2 separate regions of the Homo sapiens genome follow, and region 1 is linked to region 2. The links are chromatin loops, found by intact Hi-C in ENCODE. Cell type or tissue: ascending aorta. All regions are shown on one strand. Links, peaks and the distances in the headings refer to the core of each region. The heading gives the core; the rest is flanking DNA.

The links. Peaks named below come from ENCODE experiments on the same cell type or tissue, not always from the same donor. Only the 100,000 strongest peaks of a DNase experiment are listed, where the experiment ranks them.
Region 1: a loop joins it to region 2, with 27 times the contacts of the local background. A loop is called at or near these places in 12 of 110 quality-filtered maps.

What each region holds. Positions count from the first base shown.
Region 1 is chr1:12,205,179-12,213,488 of GRCh38, reverse strand. It overlaps TNFRSF1B (TNF receptor superfamily member 1B), which reads right to left. Exons shown (of 10, transcript NM_001066.3): 10 at 4,269-6,749. The coding sequence ends at 6,469. Among named protein-coding and RNA genes, the nearest start is that of MIR4632, 18 kb to the right of the region's middle. RefSeq lists a silencer at 2,931-3,010 and an enhancer at 5,999-6,499. In ascending aorta, for the core only: a CTCF peak has its summit at 4,459 (motif pointing right); DNase peaks (open chromatin) are centred at 4,051 and 4,448.
Region 2 is chr1:11,835,248-11,843,569 of GRCh38, reverse strand. It overlaps CLCN6 (chloride voltage-gated channel 6), which reads right to left. Exons shown (of 23, transcript NM_001286.5): 18 at 7,417-7,603; 19 at 6,414-6,571; 20 at 6,071-6,227; 21 at 5,128-5,235; 22 at 4,910-5,035; 23 at 440-3,427. The coding sequence ends at 3,347. It also overlaps NPPA-AS1. Among named protein-coding and RNA genes, the nearest start is that of NPPA, 8.4 kb to the left of the region's middle. RefSeq lists an enhancer at 4,796-4,985. In ascending aorta, for the core only: a CTCF peak has its summit at 4,727 (motif pointing left); DNase peaks (open chromatin) are centred at 3,005, 3,289, 4,699 and 5,114.

The sequences.
Region 1 (8,310 bases), core at 311-8,310, 370 kb before region 2:
GCAACCAACACCCTACTTTCCATCTCTATGAATCCTACTACTCCAGGTACCTCATGTACGGGAAACATACAGAATTTGTCCTTTTGTGACTGGCTTATTTCACTTAGTATAAGGGACAAGGGATCCTTGTCCTCAAGGCATCCGTGTTGCAGCACGTGTCAGAATTTCCTTCCTTTTTAAGGTTGAATATTCCATTGTACACCACTTTTTTTTTTTTTTTTTTTTTGAGATGAAGTCTCACTCTGTCACCCAGGCTGGAGTGCAGTGGCGCGACCTCGGCTCACTGCAACCTCCGCCTCCTGGGTTCAAGTGATTCTCCTGTCTCAGCCTCCTGAGTAGCTGGGACTACAGGCGTGTGTCACCACGCCAGGCTCATTTTTGTATTTTTAGTAGAGATGGGGTTTCACCATGTTGGCCAGGTTGGTCTCGAACTCCTGACCTCAGGTGATCCACCTGCCTCAGCCCTGCAAAGTGCTGGGATTACAGGTGTGAGCCACTGCACCCAGCCTGTAGATCACATTTTGTTTATCCATTCCACCTTTTGGACACCTAGGTTGTTTCCACCTTTTGGCTATTATGAACAGGGAGCACTGCTGTACAAATATCTGTTTGAGACTCTGTTTTCAGTTCTTTAGGGTACACACCCAGAAGCGGAGTTGCTGGATCAGATGGTAATTCTATGTTCCATGTTTTGAGTCGCTGTCACACTGTATCCCATAGCAGTTGGACCACTGTGCACTCTCCTCAGCGACGCACAAGGTTTTCCATCTCTCCACATTTTCACCAACACTTACTAATTTCTGGGTTTTTGATAGTAGTTGTCCTAATGGGTGTGAGGTTGTTTCACAAATGGGAGGAACCTCAGGGTGTCTATATGCAAACAGGAAAGATCCAGGAGCCAGAGAAATTGATGCTGAAGGAAAGAGACAGGAGACTCACTGAAGCAATGTCCTTGAGCCAGGAGAGATGCTAAGATCCCGTGCAGGGGAGGCGCTGTCCTCAGACCCAGTCACGGCAAAGGCCAGGGTTGTGGGCACAGATGCAGGGTGAGAGGGCAGATGTGGTGGGGCAAGCATGAAGCATTCTCTTGTGTTTTATTTTCTCGGTGAAATAGACAGCAAGGTAACCAACTGAAGGTAAGGGTGGGGTGAGGACAGAGGCTTGGGGATAAAGGAGAACACATGAAATAGTCCATCTAGAAGAGTGGGGTAAGGTGTGGTGGCTCATCCCTATAATCCCAGCACTTTGGGAAGCCAAGGTGGGAGGATCACTTGAGCCCAGGAGTTTCAGGCTGCATTGAGCTGTGATTGCGCTACTGCCCTCCAGCCTGGGTCACAGAGTGGTACTCAGTCTCAAACAAAAACCTCAATTAATCCTTTTATTTAAAAGATAAAATAGGCCAGGCGCAGTGGCTCACACCTGTAATCCCAACACTCTGGGAGGCTGAGGTGGGTGCATCACCTGTCAGGAGTTTAAGACCAGCCTGGCCAACATGGCGAAACCCCTTCTCTACCAAAAATACAAAAATTAGCTGGGCGTGGTGGTGTCACCTATAATCCCAGCTACTCGGGAGGCTGAGGCAGGAGAATCGCTTGAACCCGGGAGGCAGAGCTTGCAGTGAGCCGAGATCGCACCACTGCACTCCAGCCTGGGTGACAGAGCGAGACTCCATCTCAAAAAATAAATAAATAAATAAATAAAATTAAAAGATAAATAGAAAGAGTGGGAGACTGAGTGAATAGGAGCTGGTAGGCTGCATAACCAATGGTTGTCTTTGCCCCTGCAAAGACATTGATGTCTGAATTCCTGAAACCTGGCCAAGATGCTAAGACGAGGAGAGTGTCCTGGATTTTCTGGGTGGTCCGTTGTAATTACAGGTGTCCCTACACTTGGGAGGCAAAGGGAGATCTGACTTCTGAAGAGATTCCGTTGCTATCTCTGAAGATGGACGAAGGGGCCATAAGTCAAGGAATGCAGGTACCGCTGGAAGCTGAAGGCAAGGAATCAGATTCTCCCCTAAAGCCTCCAAGAACAAATTCCCCATTTGAGCCTAGCAGGCCTGGCAACACCTTGCTTTTATACTTCTGGCTCCCAGAGCTGTAGGAGAATGAAATTGTATTGTTTTAAGCCACTGAGTTTGTGTGGTTTGTTATAGCAACAACAGGAACTAATATATCGGGGAGGGGACCTGTTGTCACTGCTGGGCAGCACCAAGGACCCCCATAGAATTTATTCTTTTTTTCCATCCCCCAGGCTGGAGTGCAGTGGCAAGATCTCAGCTCACAACAACCTCCGCCTCCTGGGCTCAAGCAATCCTCCCACTTCAACCTCATGGGTAGCTGGGATTCCAGGTACGTGCCACCGCACCCAGCTAGTTTCTGTATTTTTCTGTGGAGATGAGGTTTCACCATGTTGCCCCAGGCTGGTCTTGAACTCCTGAGCTCAAGCAGTCTGCCCACCTCAGCCTCCCAAAGTGCTGGGATTACAGGCATAAGCCACTGTGCCCAGCCAAGTCTAATGATCATGAAATGAAAACGCGACCAGCCAGCATGGTGGAAGGCCATCATCCTGCCCCAGCCAGGTGCAGACGTGCAGGTGTGGCACAGGCAGAGAGCTGGGTTCAACCAGAGAGAGAACAACAAACCAGGAGAAAGTGCCGTGGGTGCGTACAAGGGAGAAAACGTAACCAACAGCTGCAGGTGCCACTGAGGGAGAAAGACAGGAGGAAGTAGGGGTGGGGGGAAGTGGGATGCTTGAAATTGAGATTAGCGTGCAGTTATCAGTAATGCCAGGCTCTAAGGCACTGGCATGGGCACACCCCGAAGGCCACATCCGCCTCCTGCCCATTCTTTCATGTCCTGTGCACAGCTGTTTTCACACTTCAACAGCACAGGTGAGTGGTTGTTGCAGAAACTGTAAGGCCTGCCAAGTGTAAAATATTGATTCTGGTCAGGCGCAATGGCTCACACCTGTAATCCCAGCAGTTCAGGAGGCCCAGGCCGGTGGATCACTTGAGCCCAGGAGTTCGAGACCAGCCTGGGCAACACAGGGAAACCCAAAAAATAAAAATAAAAAAATTTAAAATTTAGCTCGGCATAGTGGTCCATGCCTGTAGTCCTAGCTGCTCAAGAGGCTGCGACTGGAGGTCAGGGCTGCAGTGAGCCACGATCACATTTCAGCTTGGGTAACAGAGTGAGACCTTGTCTCAAAAAATTAAAATAAATTTGCTCCCTGGCTCTTTATGGAATAAGTGTGGGGAGCCTTGGTCAAGGGTTGAGTGACTGAGACAGGCTGGAGGACAGGACCATGGAGGAGAGGAGGGCGAGAAGCCAGGAGGCGGGGCGTTCCATCAATCACAGATCCTATAATCACCAAGAATGAAAATGGTCCCACTGAGGGAGTCACAGGAGCTGGAGTGACGATGGTGACCCAGGGGGTCAGTGGAACCAATACACAGGCCAAGGTCTCTCTCCCCTCCAAGGCTTTCTTCTAATTAATTGATTTTATTTATTTATTTTATTTGGAGACAGACTCTTACTCTGTCACCCAGGCTGGAGTGCAGTGGCCCGATCTCAGCTCACTGCAACCTCTGTTGCCTTGATTCAAGCAATTCTCGTGCCTCGGCCTCCTGACTAGCTGGGATTATAGGTGCATACCGTCATGCCCAGCTAATTTTTTGTATTTTTGGTAGAGATGGGGTTTCACCATGCTGGCCAGGCTAAGGCCTTTAAACTCAGAACTCCTTTTGCCTGACAGTTCCCTGCAATCCTTTGTTCTGGAAAACTGCTGCTCATCCCTCAGGAGGAGGTCAGAGGTCATCTCCAGAACCCTGTTCTAACCTCCTACCTGGGCCCAGGGATGTCCTCTGGGCCCCCAAAACCCTGTACTGGTCTGAGTATCCCAGGGGCAACCACTCTCCCCGAGTGGGGTCCCCAGGAGGGCAGAGCCTGGCTGCCTAGGCTGCTAGGGATCTGCAGAGACCCCATCCCGGTCCTGAGAGCAGGCCCAGGAGACCTGGAGGATGAAGGCATGAGACCAGGGCACACTTGGAACCCAGCCAGCTGTGTGGTCCCGAGCAGGAAGTTCTCTTATGGTTCACAGGCTTGAGGGGGCGGCTGTAACAGGGGTCCCTCTGTGGTCCAGTCACAACAGGGGCCAGCCAGACTCCAGGGACCGTGACGCCATCTCCCCTTACACAGGGGTGGCAGACAAGTAGGAGCATGGACAAACCCAAGCCCAGACCCCAGGCAGAGCCAGGGGTCGACGTGTAAAACAAACAGGTTTATTGATAAGCAGGAATGCCGTCCAGCATACAGTGCAAACTTTCATTGTCTTGGGATCAACACACACACACAAGGGAACCAAGGCCCCACAGAGTCTCCAAATTCATCGCTTCCCGGCTCTGCCCTGTGATGCCAAGGAAGCCTGAGGTTCTCCCAGGACTGTCCACCAGGGGGCAGGTGCGCTCCATCATGTCCTCATGTGGGTCCAATGTGGGCAGAAACCTGGCCAGTCCCAGCAGTCTGACTTTTTTTTTCTTTAAGAGACAGGGTCTCACTCTGTTGCTCAGGCTGGAGTGTAGTGGCGCGATCATAGCTCGCTGCAGCCTCAAACTCCTGGGCTCCAGTGATCCTCCCCTCAGCCTCCTGAGTACAGGTGCACGTCACTGCAGCCAGCCAGTCTGACATCTTGATTCCAGGGTGGAAAACCCTTCTTGTCTCCATGGTAATGGCTGGGCTCTCCCACCCTCCAATAGTTCAGCTGCCAAGCTCAAGTCCAGTGGAATTTATCAACAATTTATCACCCTGCCCCTGCTCTGCTAGACAATTTCATGCCTTCTCCTTTATCCCCATGCTCCTGAGACTGAGCCTTTCCAGGAGCCCCTCAACCTGCTTCCTCCCAGAATCCGGGCAAGGCTACACTGGTTTCCCCTCTGCAGGGCCCTGGCCCTGGGAGGGGGAAGGCTGACTCTAATGGGGAGGAATCCCAGCTTCAGTGGCTTCAAGGCAGGCCATTCAACTTACCGACCTTGGCTACACACACCCACGACACGCAACACAGACGCAGACACAAGACTGGCACTTGGGATCACACTGGCCATGTACCAAAGTGGCAGGGCAGCCCGTTTGGGGCCCAGGAATTGAAGGTGGGGAGTGGGGAAGAGGAACCCACCCCTCTGGGGGAGGAGGAGGGTCTAGGCTGAGGTAGGAGTAGAGAGATGGCTACGAGGACTCAGTCATCTCTAGTTCCTGAAATTCCCTGAAAGGAGATGGTGTGGCCTAGGACAGCAAGGAAGGAGGCGCGGGGCTGCAGGCACACCGGAGTGAAGGCGGAGGGTGCAAATGGCAGGTGGGGGGTTGGATGTGGCTGGCAGAGTTTGGCTTTGTCGTTGGCTTGTTGGCCTGAGTGGTACTTACTTTTTTAAAAAATTGGCAGATTTCTAGTTAGAAGTGCGTTATCTTGCCCAGGCCACAGCACTGAATATGGTGGCCTGCCTGGGCCCTCTGGGCATCTGACTTTCACACCATGGTACAAAAGGACAAGTTGGCATTTGGAGGCGGTGCTTTTTTTTTTCTTTTGAGACAGACTCTCGCTCTGTCGCCCAGGCTGGAGTGCAGTGGCGTGATCTCGGCTCCCTGCAACCTCCGCTTCCCGGGTTCAAACGATTTCCCAGCCTCAGGCTTCTGAGTAGCTGGGACTATAGGTGCCCGCCACCACGCCCGGCTAATTTCTGTATTTTTAGTAGAGATGGGGTTTTACCATGTTGGCCAGGCTGGTCTCGAACTCCTAACCTCAGGTGATCCACCCGCCTCAGCCTCCCAAAGTGCTGGGATCATAGGCGTGAGCCACTGCACCTGGCCTGAGGTGATGCTTTCCAAGCCTCCTGAGCTAACTTGAAGGACCCCGTTCCCTACAGGGCTGCCACCTCCTCCCTGCACAGAGCCCCAGGACCATCCCGCAGTCTCAGCCTCAGGCTGAAGCACTGTCCTGTCTTCATGGGTGACTCAGGCAGCATCCCTCCTCTCCAGAAAGCCCCTCTGCAGAAAAGGATGCTGGGGTTTTCTGGAAGCCAGAGCTGGGGCAGAGCCCAGGGGGAGAAACAAACAAACAAACAAACAAACAAACAAAAAACCCAAGGGCTCCAGAAGCCAGGCTGGCAGGTGCAGCTGGGCGGGGCAGGTCACAGAGAGTCAGGGACTTGCCCCAGCATGCCCCGAACGTCCATGCCCAGCCAGCCTTCCGAGAGGGACACGCCATGGCAGCAGAGGCTTTCCACAACTCGCTGCCTCTGCTCTTGGCCTGCAGGTCAGAGGGAGGCTGCGGCTGTGGAGGGCACTAGAGGAACTTGGCCCAGAAAGAGCCTCAGAGTCCTAGTGGTGGGGGCCTGGAAGGACCAGGGCCCCTTCGCAGGGTCATCCTGCCAGGGCTCAGCCCACCTTGGCTACGACACAGCCCACACCGGCCTGGTTAACTGGGCTTCATCCCAGCATCAGGCACTCCAAGGGGCAGGGGCTTCTCTTCGGTGCTCCCCAGCAGGGTCTCTGGCGTCTCCAGCTGTGACCGAAAGGCACATTCCTCCTTGGAGAAGGGGACCTGCTCGTCCTTCGGGGACTCCGAGGGGCTGGAATCTGTGTCTCCCATTGTGGAGCTGGCTTGGGAGGAGCACTGTGAGCTGTGGTCAGAGCTGCTACAGACGTTCACGATGCAGGTGACATTGACCTGGGTCCCATGGCCACCAGGGGAAGAATCTGCTAAGCACAAGATGGGGTGGGGGTCAGTCCGGGGGTCCAGGAGTGGGGCCCAGGGACCCCTGCCCAAGATGCAGATTCAGACACATGGGAAAGAGCACTGGGCCAGGAGCCGAGACCAAGATTCTAGCCCAGCTCTGCTGTGTGACCTTGAGCAAGTCACTTAACCTGCATGTGCCTCATTTTCCCCTCTGCCGAATAAGAATAGCATCACTACCTACCCAGCCCCAATCACCCCAGAGATGGGAGGAGCCAATTATATAAAACAGATGTCTACTTGGGAGGCCAAGTTTGTAGGATCGCTTGAGCCCAGGAGTTCAAGACCAGACTGGGCAACATAGTGAGACCCTGTCTCTTCTGTCTTTTTTTTTTTTTTTTTTGAGACAGGGTCTCAAAAGAGTGCTGTGTCACTCCCTCAACTCACTGTGACCTCTGCCTCCCGGCCTCAAGTGATCCTCCCACATCAGCCTCCTGAATAGCTGGGACTACAGGCCACCGCACCCTGCTAATTTTTTGTAGAGACAGGGTTTCGCCAGGTTGCCTGGGTTGGTCTCGAACACCTGACCTCAAAGAATCTGCCTACCTCAGCCTCGCAAAGCGCTGAGATTACAGGTGTGAGCCACCGTGCTCAGCCTCCAACTTAACTCTTGATTCTACTCCCATCTCGCATCCAAAACCTCTCCTGCTCATCACAGTTCCCATTGCTGCCATCCACCCAGCTGCTTGGGCCCAGAGCCTCGGACCCATCTTTCTCTCATATCACACACCCATCCATCATTCCTGCCTTGTCTCCCTTCAAAAGATGACTTCTGGACCAGGCAGGGTGGCTCACGCCTGTAATCCCAGCACTTTGGGAGGCCAAGGCAGGTGGATCGCCTGAGGTCAGGAGTTTGAGACCAGCCTGGCCAACATGGTGAAACTCTGTCTCTACTCAAAATACAAAAAAAAAAATTAGCCGGGTATGGTGGCAGGTGCCTATAATCCCAGCTACTCGGGAGGCTGAGGCAGGAGAATAGCTTGAACCCAGGCTACGGAGGTTGCAGTGAGCCGAAATCACGTCACTTCACTCCAGCCTGGGCGAAAGAGCCAAACTCCATCTCAAAAACAAACAAAAACAAAAGATGACTTCTGCAAGGGTCACCCTGCCCTGCTGCTGCATGGTGGGCTATGGAAGCCTCCCCTCACTCCCATCTGGATGGGTGTGAACAGCCTCCATCTGTCCTGGCTTCAACCCCACCCCTCTGAAATCTGTTTCCCATCAGCAGCCAGAGCTGGCCCTTGAACCTGGCAGATCACTTCCTTGGGGGCTCAAAAACCCACAGTCCTTGCTACAGCCTACCAGGCCCTGTCTGATCTGGAGCCTGCCTTCTCCCACCCCCTCTCCTGCCGCTCCAAGACCTTGATGGGGTTCCTTCCAGCCACATTCCCCACCCCCTGCTACAGCCCCTTGAGCCCTTCAGGTCCCCTGGGCCTTTGCACAGGCCGCTCCCTCAGCCTAGAGAGCTCTTCTCTAGTGCTCAGGCCTTAGCTCAAAGGCCACCTCCTCCACGAAGCGCCCTCC
Region 2 (8,322 bases), core at 76-8,075:
GAGCTCTGAGACTCTAAAACTACGTCCTAGTGTAATTTCCACACATCAGAAAGAGGGGGAGTAAAATAAAAAGCAAGTATCCCTTGAAAGAAAGAGCAGCAGGGCCGGGCGTGGTGGCTCACGCCTGTAATCCCAGCACTTTGGGAGGCCGAGGCGGGTAGGATCACCAGGTCAGGAGATTGAGACCATCCTGGCTAACATGGTGAAACCCCATCTCTACCAAAAATACAAAAAATTAGCCAGGCATGGTGGTGGGCGCCTGTAGTCCCAGCCACTCGGGAGGCTGAGGCAGGAGAATGGCGTGAACCTGGGAGGCGGAGCTTGCAGTGAGCTGAGATGGCACCACTGCACTCCAGCCTGGGTGACAGCGAGACTCTGTCTCAAAAAAAGAAAGAAAGAAAGAAAGCAGCATGGAGACAAAAGGCTAAAGGAGACAGAGGAGACAGAAGACATTTTATTCTCACATGTTAGGGTTACAATGAGAACTCCCAAGTTCCAAAGGTTCAAATAAAAATAGCATTTTACAAATTAAAAAAAATACAATTTATATACACAGTGGAATTAGCTAACATCATACAAACAAACAGTGCAAACAGAAAAAAGGAAGCTGCGACTGCGGCAATGGCCAAGGTCCGCAGAGCTGTGGTGCAATACTGCACATCAATACTGCAGGGCTGGCGAGGCCACCTTGGGCCTCTCGAAAGGCTTTCCTGTCACCCAGGGTCATGTCAGTGCATAATTCTGCATCACAAATGCCATACAGTGGACTGGGTCCTGAAAGTGTCCCTTCCAGCTGGGAACTGTTAAGTTAATCAAGGTCAGGAGCAAATCATCCCTCAGCACAAGGTCCCAAAGCCAGGGCCGGGGGCCCATTGGCCCCACTCCCTGATCACCTCGCCTAGGGGCCATGGAACACCAAGCTGGAGATGAAACACAAAACACCACTTCTTACCACCCGTAGGCTCCCCATCCACAGATCTGCTTTACTGAGGCGACTGATCACTGGGTGATGGGGCTGCTAATGGGTGAGATGCTGAAAAGGCTGGTTTCTAATGGACAGAAATGGAAGGAGCGAGGGTCACAGTTGATTTGTCATGAGTGGAGAAGTTGCTGTCTTTGGGCTTATCTGGAAAGCGCAGATGCAGAGAGAGGAGAAAAGGAAACCACGTGCCTTTGCATGGGGCCTGGGTTTGGGGCCTCCTTGGCAGCCGTCCAGTCAGTTTAGGGGAGGGAGGTATTTGCATTCTACTGTCTATCTCTGGGCTAAACTGATGGGAACAAAATATCTGGTGACTTAAACACAACAGGATGTGCACGAGGGATGAATTCCAATAACATTCACCGGGGCAGCCTCAGGGCAGGCGGCTGCTGATCCAGCCCTCGAGAGGCCGGGGTCCTCCTGCAGGGCGTTAGCTCTGCCAGCTCCAGGAAGGGGCGGGGAGAGGGGACAAAGTGTCTGTGACAGGTGATCACACCATTCTCCTGACTTGGACAATTGGCTTCCTTCTTAATAAAAGGAAGAAATAACGTGATCAAGCTCTGAACACTGCCATAAAACACAGCAGCAGCTGGCCAAATAGTAACATTTAAATAAGAATTGCCTTTTTGGTCCTTGTGATGTCCTGCGCTATTTCCTGGGAGTATTATCCCCATTTCATAAGTCAGGTGCATTCTGGGAAGCAGAAACATTTAGAAGTCAAAGCAATTTTGGTCAGGGAGATAAGAAAATGGGGAAAATGGAGGGGCCACAATCAGCTAGAAAAGACCTTGAAGCAGCCCCATCTCTGGAGTGGAATTATTCCCTAGAGTGTGCTGAGCGCAAGATCTGGACCAGCAGAGCCAGGACTGATGCTCACCCCAGGGTGAAAGGCAGACTTGGCCAAGGAGGTCGCCCAGGGCTGGGCCTGAGAGCTGTGCTGCCAGGGCCAGGTGCCGAGGCCCGTGGGCAACCTCCACGGTTTTAAAAAAAACTAAACGTAAATGAAGGCCATCTTGAGCCAAAGCACGTCTGCCCCAGGGATGCCTGCTGGGACTAATACCATGTAGAAGGTGGGGGAAGATAAGCATGAATGCCCAATGCCCAGATGCTCACTTTGGGTGCCTAGTCAGAGGGGGCGGGCCAGCCTGGAGAAGAATGACGTCACTGAACGACAGGGTGCGCTTCCCATGCTTCATGTGAAACCTTCAGGCACGTGCTGGCAGGAAGCATCTTCCCCACGCACCCTCCCTGCGGCACAGGAGGCCCTCCTGAAGGGCCTCTGTATGTAAGCTTGGGACAGCTAGTGCAGGGGAGAGAGAGGTGTTTGTGAAGGGCAGACACCCTCTTCCTCAAATAGGCCATCTGCTTTATCATAGCACATACCTTTCAGTGGTCACTGGCTCAGAAGTGCTTCCTTTCTACTTTGGAAAAAAAATGGTAGCATTCCCCAGAGTTGAGTGAAGCTGCTTTATCCAGGAGTGCCCTGCTTTCAGCTAACTTTGGTGGGTGATGCCAAGATCCTCTGAGCTCTGCCTGCTTCATCAGGAAGACGGAGATCAAAACTTAAGGAAATGAAAAAGGATCTGGGTAGAAACGTGTTACTGGGAGACTGGGAATAATCTGCAGATGGAGAGAAAGCTGCAATGTTAAGAATTAGGGTAGACGTAAATCTGATCCTATTATCAGATTGACCATCCAGGGGTTATTAGTGTGATTTTAATCCTTTATGTTTCTGGTGGGCGGTGGTTCTAAGGAGAGTCAAACCACAGGGCAAGACCAGAGCCTCTGCTCACACCCAGGAGCAGAGTGTTTCCCTTAAAACCAACTAGCGAGGATACCGTGTTAAGAGTCCCAAATAAGGGAAGGACTCTCTGAAATATTGAGAATTTTCTCAGTGCCCAATTCCTAAACCTAGTCATGAACTGTATGTTGTCACTGGCATCTCCCCAGCTTTTGCCTTGGCCAAGTCCCTCTCACACATTTAAGGCAACAGCCGGGTTCTCTAGGAAAGTAGCAAAGATGGCCAGGAACACTGCTCGGAGTGCAGCCCGGGGCCCGCCTGATTCTACCTCTGCTTCTGGCTCTGGTGGAGCCAGGGGTGGGCCTGTGCCAACACTGGAGGGTGGGAACACAGGGAGCAGGAAGTGGGAAGATCCTTGCTGGGGAAGTCAGAAAAGTCCAAGCTCTGATGGTTCAAAACCACCCCCAGGACCTCTGACCAGCAAGGTGTCCGATGACTCCCGGCTTTCTGAGTGAGTGGGTGACTGGGAATCTTCCATGCCCCGGAACAGCCCCAGCCAGCTGTGCCCGCCGGAGTGAGCATGATTTGCCTCCCCAGGCAGCACCAGGAGAGGGTGGGCTGGGCTGTCAGATGGTCTGGTAGTGCTGCCTCAGCCGGGCCTGCAGAAATTCATAGGTGAGGTTGTGCCGTGTGATGATCCCCACGATCTAGGGCAAAGAGAAGGCCTGAGTCACCTTCAGGGTAAAACCCGCTGGCGAGAACAGGAGTGACAGGAGCCGGCCCTGTTAGTTTGTCACAGAATGTGGAGGCCTGGATAGTGCACAGCCAGACACAGCTTGATTGGGATAAACAGCTAACGAGGGCTCACACACTGGAGGCCAAGGGGACAAGGTTAGCTCCAAAAAGGGCTTGGGCCAGCTGGCATCTGAACTAAAATGTCCTTCCACAGGGCACATGCTCAGCGCTCAGCTCCCATCATGACCAGCCTGCTTCACAGATGTGCAAGCGGTGGGGCCCTTGAAGTCTCCTGAGATTATGACCCCTGCCATGCCTCATACTCACCACCTTGCAAAGTGACCTATGGGAGTCATTTGTTACAGGTCGTTACAGTGGTTCCCACGTGTCACTGTTGTTGGGAACTCCAAAGCCACGTCATAAACTATGTTAGGACTCTGTCAGTGTAGTTGGCAATTACATTTCAAGGGACATAAGTTAACCTACTGCAACAAAACCTGTGTAAGTACGCACTATGCATGCCAGGGTTGTGCCGCATAGAAGAAAAGACTGAGGCCGGGTGCAGTGGCTGACGCATGTAATCCCAGCACTTTGGGAGGCCGAGGCAGGTGAATCACTTGAGTTCAGGAGTTCAAGACCAGCCTGGGCAACATGGCGAAACCGTGTCTCTACCATAAATACAAAAACTAGCTGGGCATAGTGGCGCATGCCTGTGGTCCCAGCTACTCAGGAGGCTGAGGTGGGAGGACTGCTTGAGCCTGGAAGGTCGAGGCTGCAGTGAGCCGAGATCTTGCCACTGCACTCCAGCCTGGGTGACAGAGTGAGACCCTGTCTCAAAACAACAACAACAGCAACAACAACAAAAGACTGAGAGGGTGGCCTTGAAAAGTTACCAGGGCTACCGCGACAGGGTAGGGACGAGGGTTTGGTTTTTGCTTGTTTTTTGCTCATATGTGTTTTTGTATTTTCCTACAATGAAATCATATTTGTGTAATAAGAAAATATTTGTGTAATAAGAAAATAATGAAGTTCTAAAAAGAAGAAAAAAGGAAAGTCTGCAGCAATAATTACTAGGTGTTTTATATCTTTGTAAAACTCAAAGTATTTTGCTTGAAATTCTCTCATCTAATGCGCAAATCCCTACGCAGGTGGAGAACCAAGGAACACCAGTGGTACGGAGTGAAGAGCAACATTTCAGGAGGAAGACACAGCCTGGTAGAGGCGCGGCTCTGGCTGGAAAGGACGGCCAGTGGGACGCTGGTGCCATCTGCTGGCAGGCAGGGGAAAGGGTCCCGAGTGCACGGAAGCCGAGCAGGGTTCAAAGCTAGTGTTGGGCCACACTCTCCCCTCCTGGTGGGATGCCTACGTTTCTGGTGAGAAGCCTGGGTGCACAAACAGCACCTGGCTAGGGGATCCTCTCTCAAAGGTGGGGGCAGGGCCGGGGCCTCGCTCACCTCTCCCACAGCGTTCACCACGGGCAGGTGGCGCAGGCCCATCGTTCTGAACAGGTTGAAGACTTGGGAGACGTGGGTGTTGGGCGAGACGGTGAAAGGCGAAGGGTTCATGTATGGGGTGACATCCTGCAAAGAGACCACGTGTCACTGACTGCCTGAGACGCCAACGGCATGAAGAGGCAGCTCCGCATGGGACAGGCCGGGGCAGCCCTTCTCACCACGATCATGCGCGGGTTGAGCAGCGTCAGGTCCAGGTCGTGGATGTCGGGGTACCGCGGGTAGTCCTCGGCCATCTCGGCATAGGAGAGGCGCGGCTGGCTGGCGCTCTGCAATTCCAACCCAGACACTGTCCGTGCTCAGGCAGCAGTGGCCAGCAGGGTCACCTTAGAGCCCCTCCCCTTGATGCCTGAATATGCCCAGCTCCAGGCTGCTGAGGCAGGTGGTGCAGCAGCAGCAAGCGCTCCAGAGTGAGAGCTCTCCAGTCAAACCAAGTCCTTGGCCAAGTCCTAGCTGTGGCACCCTGGGCAAGTCCCCTGATCTGTCTGCACTCCCTTTCTTCCTGATTCATGAGATGCAAATGGCTTATTAGGAAGTTTAAGTGAGAAAGCACTAAGTAAAGTGGCTGGGGGGTGAATGTGTCCCCCCACCAAAAGATATGGCCAAGTCCTAAGCCCTAGTACCTATGAATGCGACCTTTCTGGAAACAAGGTCTCTACAGATGTGACCGAGTTCAGATGAACCCATGCTGGATTAGGGCGGGCCCCAAATCCGGTGACAAGCGTCCTTAGGGAAAGGAGAGAAGATACACAGGAGAACGCCGTGTGATGACAGTGGCGAGGATGGGGGCTGTGTTCACAGTCAGGAGCACCAAGGTCTGCAGGCAACTCCCATGAGCTAGGAAGGGGCAAGGACAGCACCAGAGCCAGGGAGCGCTGCCCTGGTGACACCCGGATTTTGTACTTCTGGCCTTGAACTATGAAGGAATAAACCGCTGTTGCTTCTCACCACCCGGCTGTGGCGACTCCTCCCCTAAGTCCACTCTGCACTTCTCGCCTTGCATTCAGCTTTCCCTATGGCACTGTTCACGGCCCGCCGGCAGCGCCCAACCCCTCGAGCTTCGTCAGGTCTGGCCTGGCTGATTTCTGCCTCGGAGAGACTTACCGACTGGCTTTCAGAGTAACAAACTCCTCGGACAAGCAGGGTGACAAGCTGCGACCGAAGGATCAGGCCGTGGAAGGTCAGAGGGCGGAACCGCTCCTCCATGGTCCAGTCTTCACTTGGGGACTGGTCAGGGTATAGGTTGGGGTAGGGAGTGTATCTGTTACACAAAAACCAGATGCTGCCTGGGATACCCTCAGCGGGAGCGCTTCTGATCCATGTTCCCAGCCCGCTCCCCATCCAACTTTCCCAGGAAACTCAGGAGCCACCTCACAACATCTGAGCCAAAGGCTCACCCCACCGCTGTGTAGCCCTGCGGGCAGTGGGGGCCCCGCCAGGCTCTCACCTCCTTTCCAGCATCTGCTGCAGGAGGTCCTCCTTCTCGGCTGGCTCCTCAGAGGCGATGTGCTCATCACACATGTTCCGTAGCTCGCTGGATGGGTAGGACTTCATGGACTGGCTCCGTTTGCGCTGCTCGCCAGCCCGGGTGAGGATGCTGGATTTCTGTGGGTGGGGAGGCCACAGGCTACTGCGCATGGGCAAACGAACACAGCAGTACTGATGGAGCTTAAGGATTTGGGTGACAGGGAGGGTCAGAAGCACATCCGGACGCAGGAACTTAATGGGGCTGAGGTTCAAAAGAGTGGCTCAGGCTGGTGGTTCAAATGAGCCTGAACCCTAGGACCTGGCTGCAGCTTCTGTGGTTTCCTTTAATCTGGGAAGAGCAGCTTGATTCTCCAGAGGGGAACAAGCCATCTCCTACATCCTGTCTTGATAGAATTTTCAATCAACGTGCCTGCCCCCAAAGCCAAGGAGTGGCACATGACCCAAGTGAGGCAACAGGATACCCCCTCTCCCTGGATTCTGAATCGGAATCAGGAGGAACCCAGGGCCAGTGCTCCTTCCTCCTGGTACCCAAGGGATGTCTGCTAGACCCTGCACTGCTCCCCACAGCACATGGTTCTGGTCCTTCAGCTTTCCCAGCTGTCCTGAGCTTTCCTGTGGATTTCTTTCTCTTTCTTAAGGAGGTCGAAGTCCATTTCTGTTGCTGGCATCTCTAGAACTCTCCCTGATACTCTCACATGGTAAACAAACCATGAAAGCTGCTGACTTGAAAAACAGATCTGTCCACATGCTCATTGCGGCAAGAACGCACACACATCTTCACGGCCTGATAAAGCTGCCCCTGCTGTCAAATCTACTCTCCCTGTCGCATGTGATGAGAACAGTGCCAACTTCCCCTGAGAGCCGGTAAGTCCACCCCAGCCAGGGGTGGGCAAAGCACTAAGCCGTGTGAGACGGGACCGCTTGTCTCTCACCTGCCTTTCCTCTCATGCCGTTTTCTTTACCTTGAACTTGATGTTGTTGCTGATGAGCTGGTTGCCCTTCATGAACTCCTTCTCGTTACCGCGGTTCTCTGTGACCACCGGGAAGGCATGGTGGACCGTGGTGCGCAGGATGCTCACCAGAGACTGGATGCGGGTGTGCGGGTAGACGTAGGTCAGGTTGGGCTCCATGATGTCGCTGGCTCTCAGCCTGGGGGAGGAGGGCAAGTCATCCAGCCTCATGACAGTGCCCGCAGGCCCCTGGGAGCAAGCTGTGCTGGCTCTCCAGCCCTGCTCAGACCACGGGCGGGGTGGGGGGCTCTTCTGAACTGCCCCAGCTCTCCCTCAAACCCGATGCATTCCTTTGTACTTCTATCCCCCGACACATGCTGTTCCCGCACCTGGAATGTCGTACCCTGCTGTACCAGGCTGATGGGCTCGGGCTCATCCCTCAGCTCAACAGCAACATCCCCTCACCAGGAAGCCCTGGCTGCTGGTCCAGGGGCTGGCCACGCCCTCCTCGGTGCCCTGCAGCACGCTCCACATACTACCCCTGAACTGCTAATTCTGCTACAGCATTTACCACAACTGGGTAAATGGGTGGGCTGGGTGCAGCGGCTCACGCATGTAATCCCAGCACTTTGGGAGGCCGAGGCCAGCAGATTGCTTGAGCCCAGGAGTTCAAAACCAGCCTGGGCAACACAGCAAAACCCCATTTCTATAAAAAAAATGTTAAAAATTAGCCAGGTGTGGTGGCACGCGCCTGTGATCCCAGCTACTCAGGAGGCTGAGGTGGAGGATCGCTTGAGCCTGGGAGGCATAGGTTGCAGTGAGCTATAATCATGCCACCCTACTCCAGCCTAGGCGACAGAGTGAGATCCTGTCCCAAAAAAGAAAAACAATAATAATAAAATAAACACAGCACTTGGG